Linked DNA regions of Homo sapiens: region 2 is linked to region 1. Evidence: chromatin loops called from intact Hi-C (ENCODE). Cell type or tissue: HCT116. All regions are shown on one strand. Links, peaks and the distances in the headings refer to the core of each region. The heading gives the core; the rest is flanking DNA. Region 1 overlaps LOC107987059 (a long non-coding RNA gene). Region 2 holds the start of LOC105376013 (a long non-coding RNA gene).

Region 1 (5,388 bases), core at 109-5,108:
ATGGATGCTTCTGCTTAGAGATAGAGGATATTGTTCATATGTTTCCAGTGCTTGCTTTCCCTTCTTTGACCTCCTATTCATTGATAGTGGCTGAAGCTCACCCATTTACCTCTTCCCTTATTCTTCTTTCCTTTAAGACCAGAGTCCATAGCGGTGAATTCAGACAGTATCGTGTGAGCTGGGAAATACTTGTGTAGAGTGTTGGTTTTTGCATTTATTAACTTCAAAGAATCAAATGAGAAAGTCTAAATCAAGACTGGGAATAACTCCTTATTTTGAACTCATATTTGCCTTTTTACACAACTATTATCTAAAACTAACTAATACACAACTATTAACCAAAGCCTAGACCAAGAGTCAATAGTTATGTAAGAAGGCTAATTTGAGTTCAAAATAAGGAATTATTTTCAAAAAACAACAGCTCTAAATGTAGCTCAGTTGCCATTTCCTCTGTGAAGTCTTCCTCACTTTCCCTGGCGGAGCAAGTTTTTCCTTTTGTAGCACTTGATACGTCTCATCTTTTACCACCTTCTCATTGTATTATAGGTATTTACCCACATGTTTATCTAGTTTAGTGGTTTTCAGCCAGGGGCAATTTTGCCCCACTTTGGATGTTTGGCAATGTTTGGAAATATTTTTGTTTGGCACATGCGAGTAGAGGGTGGTGCTGGCAGCTAGTGGGTAGAGGCTATGGAGTTGCCAAACATCCTACAATGCACAGATGGCTCTCCACAACAAAGAATTCTCCCTCTCTGAATGTCAGGATTGCTGAGATTCAGAAACTGCTTTGTCCATGACATTTGAGGGCAGGGAGCTTGCAGCTACACATATAAGACATAATAAATGGTAAACATATCAATCGGTTAAAGAAGAGAGTAAAAAGTCTGTTTCCTTATTGGTCTTGCAGTTACAACCAGTGGTTTGAGGGCTTAAAATGATGCATTTACATTTTTCTTTTCCTGGTCACTGAGAAGGAAATCCAGAAAGATCAAACATCCATTTATTCATATGAGTAAATGTCAAAAATACATGAAAGATGTCAACCTGAGATGCACTGCGGGCAAGCTGGAAAATGAAATCCTGACATTTCTTCAGAAAGGCGTCACTCAGCCTTACCTTAGCTGATGGGGCTGGCACTCCTCATTTGTCAGAATAGGCATGGCCTTTTATCTGAGTTTGTTTTACTCCTCAGTGTGGCTTTGGGTTGTGGATTTGATTTGCTATTCTCTGTTATGCACAGAGTCTCAAGATAACACGATGTAGAGAGATGCCCAGAACCAGGCAGCCTGTGCACAGATGACAGAGGGATGGGAGGCAAAACATGAAGGAGAAACTTTCTGCTTCTATTTATTGCCATGTGAAAAGAAACCATGATCTTGCTTGTTGGAGAGAAAAGATAAAGAGCATGGAGGAAGAGATAGCTTGACTCTCCAGACTTTGGGGCTCACTTACAGTAGGCATCACTGTGCAAACTGCACTAGGTGGGGTGGCATCTTCCAGACATTGCTTTTGCAGGGAAAGTGAGCCCAGGTCTAACAACATATACACATGTCCTCTGTCTGTCAGTGTCCCTGTCAGGATATGTGTACACAAAGCAAAAGCACAGGACTTGGAAAAGTTTGTCAAAGGGACTTATGTAAAAATAATTAATGAATAAATGATTTAGGAAGAGATGAGGGTTTTTGTAAAAATTCAAGCAGTTGCTATTCATTGAGTATTTACTCTGCCAGGACTTTTGCTAAATGTTTTCATTTCCTCTTCATTCCTGTGAGTTAAGAATGTTCATCTTTTTATAGATAAAAAAAATGCAGAAACAACAACAACAACTGAGGTTCAGAGATGTCAGCTAGCTTGCCTGAGGTTGCGGAGCTTGTGTGGTAGAGTTAGGATATGAACCTAGACCAATGATGCATTACTTTAAGGGAAGGGCTTTAGTTCCTTTGAAATCTGCAAAAAGCAAGACAGGCCCCACAGCCCCGGAGTCAAAGCCAGTTCCCATCCCAGTCCCATCCCTTAGCCACCTGCCTCCTCTTTCCTTTCAACATGACACATACCACTCTGTCCTTCGCTGAGGACTTCCTGGCAGGTGGTGTCGCTGTGGCCATCCCCAAGATGGCAGTAGTGCCCATCGAGGGGGTCAAGCTGCTGCTGCAGGTGCAGCATGCCAGCAAGCAAATCACCACAGATAAGCAATACAAAGGCATTATAGACTGTGTGGTCCGTATTCCCAAGGAGCAGGGAGTCCTATCCTTCTGGCGCGGTAACCTGGCCAATGTCATCAGATAATTCCCCACCCAGGCTCTCAACTTCACCTTCAAAGATAAAAACAAGCAGATCTTCCTGGGTGGTGTGGACAAGAAGACCCAGTTTTGGCATGACTTTGCAGGGAATCTGGCATCGGGCAGTGCCGCTGGGGCCACATCCTTATGTTTTGTGTACCCTTTTGGTTTTGCCCATACCTTTCTAGCAGCCGATGTGGGTAGACCTGGAGGCGAAAGGGGATTCAGAGATCTCGATGACTGCCTGGTTAAGATCTACAAATCGGATGGGATTAAGGGCCTGTACCAAGGCTTTAACGTGCCTGTGCAGGGTATTGTCATCTACCAAGCTGTCTACTTCAGTATCTATGGCACTGTAAAGGGAATGCTTCCAGATCCCAAGAACACTCGCATCGTCATCAGCTGGATGATGGCACAGTCCATCACTTCCATTTGCTGGGTTGACTTCCTATCCATTTGACACTGTTTGCCGCTGCATGATGATGCAGTCAGAACTCAAAGCAACTGACATCATGTACACAGGCACACTTGACTGCTGGAGGAAGATTGCTCGTGATGAAGGAGACAAAGCTTTTTTCAAGGGTGCATGGTCCAATGTCCTCAGAGGCATGGGTGGTGCTTTTGTGCTTGTCTTGTGTGATGAAATCAAAAAGTACACATAAGTTATTTCCTAGGATTTTTTCCCCCTGTGAGCAGGCATGTTGTATTATATAACATATCTTGAGCATTCTTAACAGACTCCTGGCTGTCAGTTTATCAGTGGGAACTATTTACTGGTTGAAAATGGGAAGCAATAATATTCATCTAACCAGTTTTCTCTTAAAGCCATTTCCATGATGATGATGATGGGACTCAATTATATTTTGTATTTCAGTCACTCCTGATAAATAACAAATTTGGAGAAATAAAAATAAGTAAAATAAAAAACAGAAGCAAGGCAGTTGAGGAGGTAGAATTCAGTCAGCAAGCACCCATTGTCCACTCTGTTCAGTAGAAACCCTAGGAAGTGTTCTTTCACTTGGGTTTTAATGAAGACAACAAAAGAATCAGATAGCACCGACAGAATCCATCCACTGTAATAAGAACTGTAGCCACTTAATTATACATATATGGCTTATAACTCTTCAGGCCACAAACTGTGGGTGGAGTGATAGACACTGCCACCATCCATATGTCACAGACTAGTCCCCATCAGCTAATGAGGAAACCCAGCCTCTTGTGAAACATTGCAAGATTTTCTGAGTCAAGGGGTTTCTTCCAGATCCTTATGCATATGTCAGACAGCTTGCTGCAGCACCTTTCATTTCCCTCCTCTATCTTTGACCTGACTACTGCCAGGCACTATCAGTGTGGTGCAGAACTTCAGAGTGTAGGCTCTGGAGTCAGACTCTCACCAACCATATTCTGCTTCTGCCACTAACTTGCGGAGAACTTGGATAATTAGCTTACATCTGCTTTCCTTACTTATAGAATGAGAATAATGATGATTCCTCCATCAAATAGTTGTAAGGATTAACTGAAGGAATCCATTCAAAGTGCTTAGCATGGTGCCTTGCAAACAGACCTCCTTAAAGGTTGGCTATTATTATTTTTAATTGCACTATATCTTCCATGAATGATAAGAAGCAGCAGCATTTAGAAGCTGCTTCGGTAGAGCACTCTTTAAAGAACTACCTGGGGACAAACCCCCTTGGAGCCAGGAAGCTTTTAAATATGGAGAGAAAAATGGGAGAAGATGGTGACTCCCAGCCAAATAGACTGGGCTCCTCTCAACTCCTTCTCACATCTCCAAGGCACTGTGGAGAGTTTTATTTTTAATTCAAAACCATAGGTTAAAACTTTTTATTAAACCTGTCATAATAATGTCATGTCTGGCATGCCTAAACATGTAATTTGTGTTATATAGCTATGATTTTCTGTGTGGGTACGTATAAACATACATATATACACACACACATAATTTTCTATATATAGAAATTTCTGTATATGTAGATTATATAAAATTCTATATATCTAGACTTTGTAGAATAAAAATTTCTGTATATACCTATATACCTGTATATACCTATATACCTGTATATACACGAGATTTTCTGTATGTGTGCATTTATATATAAATATATACTTACATATACTTAAATATATATAATTTGTGTGTGCATATATATAAAACATATACGCGTGTGTGTGTGTGTGTGTGTTTGTGTGTGTATGTATTTGGGTGTGCTGGGCGGTAGAGAGCCCTTTTCTGTGATGTTATAAAGACGCTTGATTCTTAAAAAATTTAAGCACAAGTTGAAATGTATATTCCTTGACTCTGGGTATTATGACTCAGGAGGCTGGGCAAGGCAGAAATAATTTTAAACAAGCATTTCAGGTATCTTAGAGGCAGGTGGTCCAGAAAGTCCTGGAACAATATCTAAGGTAAAGTTTGTGGAACCAACTTTTCGGGAGAGGTTATCAAAGTGTCCATGATGGATGTCCTTCCTGGTCCCTCTGTTGTCTTCAGAGTTTTTCAGCCTCTTTAATGAATGTGAGAGCTGGCACCACTGAAGTGGAGGGAATTACTCCCCACTCTTTCCAAGTCTTTTTGAGACTCTTGTTAGACACTTCATTACACAGTAAAGCCACACCCTTCATTTATCTTGAGTTGCAGAGAAATCTGAGTATGAGGTTGTTTTTGCCTAACACTGTTATCAGTGGGGAACACACGGGATTGGATGAAACCTGAATTCACGCTCGTAGGGAAATCCTAAACTTTAAAGACAGGCTCAGTGGAGGCAATATTTAATTCTGCGTACAAGTACCTCTCTCTGTCTGAAACAGAAAGATCCTCATTATAATTGACCAGAGTTCTTCTTTGCAAGTAAGATCATCCACTCTACTAAGTCTTAAGTCAAAGCATAAGAGGCATTTGTTAAAAAAATTTAAAAAAGTTTACAAAACCTCCAGGTAGGCCAGGAGACTCTGAGATCAGGAACAATGCCCAAATGCATCTCAGGCCTGTTTCAGGGACAACCCTCCTGCGTTGCTGTGGGAAGTTCCATTATAGGTTTATCTGATTGTAGAATCTAAGTCACATGTCTTTCCAGCTGTATATTGAAGCTGG
Region 2 (5,388 bases), core at 304-5,303, 480 kb after region 1:
GTTCAATGTCTTTTGCCATGGAAGAATATTTATTTTTATACAATATTCCTTTTTTTCATTTAAGACTTTTGGATTTTATTCCCTCCATAAGAAATTTTCACTCACCTTAATGTATGCAAATATTATTTTCTAAATTATATATGTTTTCTATAATTATAGATTATATTCATAATTGTATAAGTAATCATATATAATTGTATATAATTATATAGTGCAAAAAATTATCTGGAATTTAATTCTTTATATGTTGTAAGGGACAGCCTATTCTTTTTAAATCAACAAATATTTTTCTTCATTTGACTTTTCCATGACTGTCTTTGTATACACGTACCCTTTCTTTTGCTGATTGTACTAGATGAGGTATAATGAAGCATTCCAAAGTATGGTGTTTGAAGCTGTTTTGGCCCTGCCTATTGTTAGGTATATGAATGGGAGCAAATAACTATATGAATTTTCTCTTTTCCAATTCATCATCCTTATGTTATCTCCAATAATACTTTGTTCTACTTAAAAATAATTTTAATTGAACATCTAGATAATTTCTTTTTTGCTAATATTAATGTATTTAATGGTGTACTTTTTCATAGATTTTTGCTTTTATTAGAACCACAGATTTTGTTGTGTACTATTACCCTTATCCTAATGCGAAGAATTGCCCTTTTGATTTCTTTTAGAACAAAGAGTTATATAGGATAGTGATTCAAAAAATACAAATGATTGAATATTTTTATATTTCATAAATAAAGTTATTTATTGCATAAACCTCAGTATTTAAAACCTGCTTTGGAGTAATTACTGAGGATTTCTCTCTTCTCTGATACACAATCAATTTTTATAAGTCATCCATGGGCACTAGAAAAGAAGTTGCTTTGCAAATCTTTTTGCAATGTATAATATTTAATGCAGTTTATTCACTAGATTTATATGCGTCATCTATATTATCCCTAGCCATTTTATTATAATTTATCCTTCAAAGTGTTAGAAATGTATATTAAATCTTCTGATTACTACTGTTGAAAATAAATATACGTTGTCTTATTATTTATACTGTTCTTGCCATTATAACCTATAGACACTTTATAGCCAAAAGAACATTTCTTTCTGGTTATGAAAATTCTCTAGGCTAAAGAGAGAGAGCAGAGATGTTTATTTATATTGGAAAAATTGCCAGCATGGGCTAGGGGGGTGAGTTTCAAACTTCCCTATGTCTAAATAGAATAGTCGTAGTTAACATACATAACTTGTAGAATTAAGCGTGATGAGGTTGTGTGTTATACTGGCCAGTTTTCATTTGAAAATTTAAACTAGTTTAAGTAAAACAACAACAACAAAAAACTGATCTAAGGAAATAATCTGTAGAAAAAGATGAGATAGATAACCCTGGTATAAATAGTTCCAGCCTCCAAAAGCTGTCAGCAGTCTGTGCTTCCTCTGTGTTCTCTCAGATGGAATAAGCTCAGGAGTATAGAATCATTGCTTATATATTTTCAAACTCACCCAGAAATGGTGGGTGGGGAAATTCTCCTGCATTCACTTCAATCAGAAAAAATTCAGTGAAGTGTTTTGATTGATTTGTTGGCATTTGAACCCCTCAAAAAAGCAAGGGCGGTAGTCCCATGAATGCTCAGATCTCAGACCTGTGTCTGCCTCTATGGATCAGGAGATGGGGTGCTGTCATTGGCCACACTCATGGGGTTAGAGTGGGAAAGGAGTTGAAGAACAGGGTATGACCCTAGAAGAAGATGTTAAAGTGCTGCAAGGAAGAAAAAAGGTATTGTCTCTCCAAAGCGAAAGGGAAAGGAGAAGAGGCACTAAGAATAGTTTAATTCAGATGTGGGAAGAGGATGTGCAAGGAGAAGAAGCAAACATTTAAAACAGTCTGATGATGGAGAGGCAGACCCACAGAACTGTGGAACTGTGAATGTTAGAAGGACATCATTCTTGAGGCTCATAAGGAAGCAAAATGCCTCACTCTTTCCCTTGAGTTGTCTATTACAAGGTCCTGAATTAGAGTAAAAGTGCCATCTAAACTCTGGGCTTTTTTTTTTTTTTTTTTTTTTTTTTTGAGAAGGAGTCTCACCCTGTCACCAGGCTGAAGTGCAGTAGCATGATCTCGGCTCACTGCAACCTCCGCCTCCCAGGTTCAAGCGATTCTCCTGCCTCAGCCTCCTGAGTAGCTGGGACTACAGGCCCGTGCCACCACGCCTGGCTAATTTTTGTATTTTCAGTAGAGACGGGGTTTCACCATGTTGGCCAGGATGGTCTCGATCTCTTGACTTCGTGATCCACCCGCCTCGGCCTCCCAAAGTGCTGGGATTACAGGCGGAAGCCAGCGCGCCTGGTCACCCTCGGCTTTCAAATACTGTCTCAGACCAAAATATTATAATTTTACTATGTATTACCCCATACTAGGACAACCAAAACTTTGCAGAGAGTACAAACAGTGATAGTTGCGGAGCCTGGCCTAGTAAAATGGCTTCTAAAAGGAAAAAACAAGCTTAACTGCTGACGGGGTAGAGAACAGGGAAAAAAAAAGGTTTAAAAATGCCTAGAGAAGAACTTCTTATTCTTACACAACTGTTTTCTTTACCAGGAGAAAAGCTTAATTACTGTCTGATGGAGTAAAACCCGTTGGCTGGGGAAGGGGAAGTCTCCAGAGATGTGGTGGAAAACGCCAGCCAGCCAGCTGTGTGGGACCCTTGGGCCATAAGTCCCAGCCATGGTAAGGATGGGGGGGTAGAGGGGAGCCGTTGCTCGCAGATCTGACTTGAAAAAGGAAGGAAAAGGCCAGGAAAAGGCTTTGGAGTGACAGGGGGTAGGCGCATGGTTTCCCCCACCCTCAGAAGTCCCAGGATGAAAAGGTTTAGAAACCACAGTGAGAGAGTTTTGAGTCTCCATTTCACTCACCGCTTCTCAAGTCCCCACGTTGCGCGCCAAAATTGTTGCAGGGCTTTTCCTTAGTTCCGTTAAAGACGGGGTTCTTTGTCCCACGGCCACAAAAATTCAGGCTCGCAGACAATTTGAATGATGAGTAAGACCCGGTTTTATTGGGTGGAAAGAAAGAAAAGGGGGAAACAGAGACTCTCACTAAGCCAGAGTCCCTGCTAGGGCACTTTGCCTGGCGGCTTGAATCCCAGGTTCCACACAGGAAGAGGAGGAGCCAGGCTCCTCCCCGCTGCAAAGGGTAGGAGCTTCCCAAGGCTGCCCTCAGTGCACAGGCCGGCTGGAGTTTTTTCGGGCACCCACTCGTACCTGGCTCTCTCATACTCACAAGTTAAATGCCTTATCCATCTTAACTAAACACTTATTATACACTGTGGCTGTAACTTTTGCATTTTGAGGTGTGACAGCAAAACTAGAACATATTTCTTTCTTTTTCACAATTTTATAGAAAGTTCATTCTTACTTTAGATCTTAGAAACCTCAGCAAATGATTTTGTTTTCTTTGCTTACTAAGTGAAGAACTTTCAACCTTTTTACTTAAAGGCAGCCCTTTACAACTTCTCTTTGGCATATCTGAATTGTCATAATCACTACTCTTTTGCTTCAGGGCCATTATTAAGTAAAATAAGAGTTACTTGAAGACAAGCAATGTGATACCATGACCCATGATCTTGTATCCAAGATGGCTACTTAGTGACCAAAGTGCAGGCAGTGTATACAGCATGAATATGCTGAACAGAAGGATGATTCATGTCCTGGGTGGGATGGAGAGGGACAGCATGAGATTTCATTAGGCTACTCAGAATGATCCACAATCTAAAATTGTGAATTGTTTATTTTGGAATTTTCCTTTAATATTTTCAGACCATGGTTGACTACGGGTAACTGAAACCACAAAAAGTAAAACAACAGATAAGCAAGAACTACTGTATTTTACACAGATGGTCCCCAACTTAAGATGGTTTGACTTACAATTTTTTACCTTTACAGTGATGAGAAAGTGATACACATTCAGTAGAAACTGTACTTTGAGGACCAGTACAACCATTTTGTTTTTCACTTTCAGTACATTATTCAATACATTACATAAGATATTTAATACTTAATCATAAAACAGGCTTTGTGTTAGATGATTTTGCTGATGGAAATATTCAAGCACTTTTAACGTAGGCGAGGCTGAGCTTATAATGTTTTGTAGGGCAAGTGTATTAAGTGCATTTTCAACCTAACTGTATATTCAACTTACAATGGAGATATAAACTCATTGTAAGTGGAGGACCATCTGTATACTGTTTCTATATTGCTATTTTGTCATGTAATATCACCTAATAAAAATTTTATACCTAATATTCTTTGAAAAATTAAGTTCTAATTATTACCTGATTCCAACATATGACTATACTAACAGGTAGTTATTTTCTTATACTTGGACATTTATATTATCTTTACTTTTTACCATCATAAATAATGTTGTATAAACATTTAAAATATAAATTTTTGTGGGTACCTCTGAATATCTTTTAAGTATAAAAAATTTAATGTTGGATTACTGGTTCAAAATGATAGAAATTTTTAATGCTGTTTATACATTTCACCAATTTATTTTTCTAGATGGTTTCACCATCTAGATGGTTTTCCATTTCCACAGGAAGCCTTATGCCCAATTTCTGAAAAATGATTTTTAAATTTTTGCCAATTTCATACATGAATACTAATATTTCATGTTAATATTATTTTCTTTAATTTTAAATGTGATTGAATATTTGTTGATTCTTTATCATGATTTCTGATTTTCTATATTTAGCAATGTTTTAACGGTATATTATTTTATTAAAATATATGTAATATATATTTATATATATTTTTTCCTTTTGCTTGATGCCATCTTTTTTACTGTATGCTTTAGAATTCTATCTTGAGTGATTAATCAAATAGTATAATATGTTTTCTTCTAGCTTTTTATGGCTTATGTCCATTTAATTAGTTGATTCATTTACTATATAGTTACATGTATAAGGTAAGATAATAATTTAACTTAATTTTCTTCTGAACATTAAAAAATCTATGCAGTTTTTAATTAGCTTGCAATTTTTTCTTACAGCTGTACTAAAATCTGTTCCATGTGTTTTGTTCTGACAATTGATCTCTCTGAGTTTGCACTGCTATCATACTTTTTATAATGTGTATTTATTTTGATTATTTGAATAGCACTGGCTGTTTTCAAAATATTTACAAAATAAAACACAGTATAAAAAGAGAAAAAACCCATGAATGATTTCATCATCACTGATAACATTTCTGCCTTATTTTGTGCAGTCACAGTTTTGTGCACCAAAACAACACAAGCACTCTAAAGTGATATGGAAGAATTGTTTCTATTTTGCCCTCTGAATGATTGATTTCATTTTTGCCTGATGTACTCTTTTTTGCTTCAAATAAACTCTT

Evidence for each region. A loop is a pair of places that touch in the nucleus more often than their neighbours do. Peaks named below come from ENCODE experiments on the same cell type or tissue, not always from the same donor. Only the 100,000 strongest peaks of a DNase experiment are listed, where the experiment ranks them.
Region 2: it touches region 1 in a loop (6-fold over the local background); 1 of 110 quality-filtered maps calls a loop at or near these places.

The regions. Positions count from the first base shown.
Region 1 is chr9:32,331,010-32,336,397 of GRCh38, reverse strand. The region is part of intron 1 of LOC107987059 (a long non-coding RNA gene); the gene reads left to right. It also overlaps the pseudogene SLC25A5P8. Among named protein-coding and RNA genes, the nearest start is that of ACO1, 51 kb to the left of the region's middle. RefSeq lists a silencer at 4,850-5,050. In HCT116, for the core only: a CTCF peak has its summit at 2,073 (motif pointing right); no DNase peak of the experiment used is centred there.
Region 2 is chr9:31,846,427-31,851,814 of GRCh38, reverse strand. It overlaps LOC105376013 (a long non-coding RNA gene), which reads left to right and starts at 2,554. Exons shown (of 3, transcript XR_929549.2): 1 at 2,554-2,722. It overlaps LOC124902137 (a long non-coding RNA gene), which reads right to left and starts at 3,154. Exons shown (of 2, transcript XR_007061444.1): 1 at 2,908-3,154. In HCT116, for the core only: no CTCF peak of the experiment used is centred there; DNase peaks (open chromatin) are centred at 3,164 and 3,634; H3K4me3 peaks cover 2,255 bases; H3K27ac peaks cover 1,444 bases.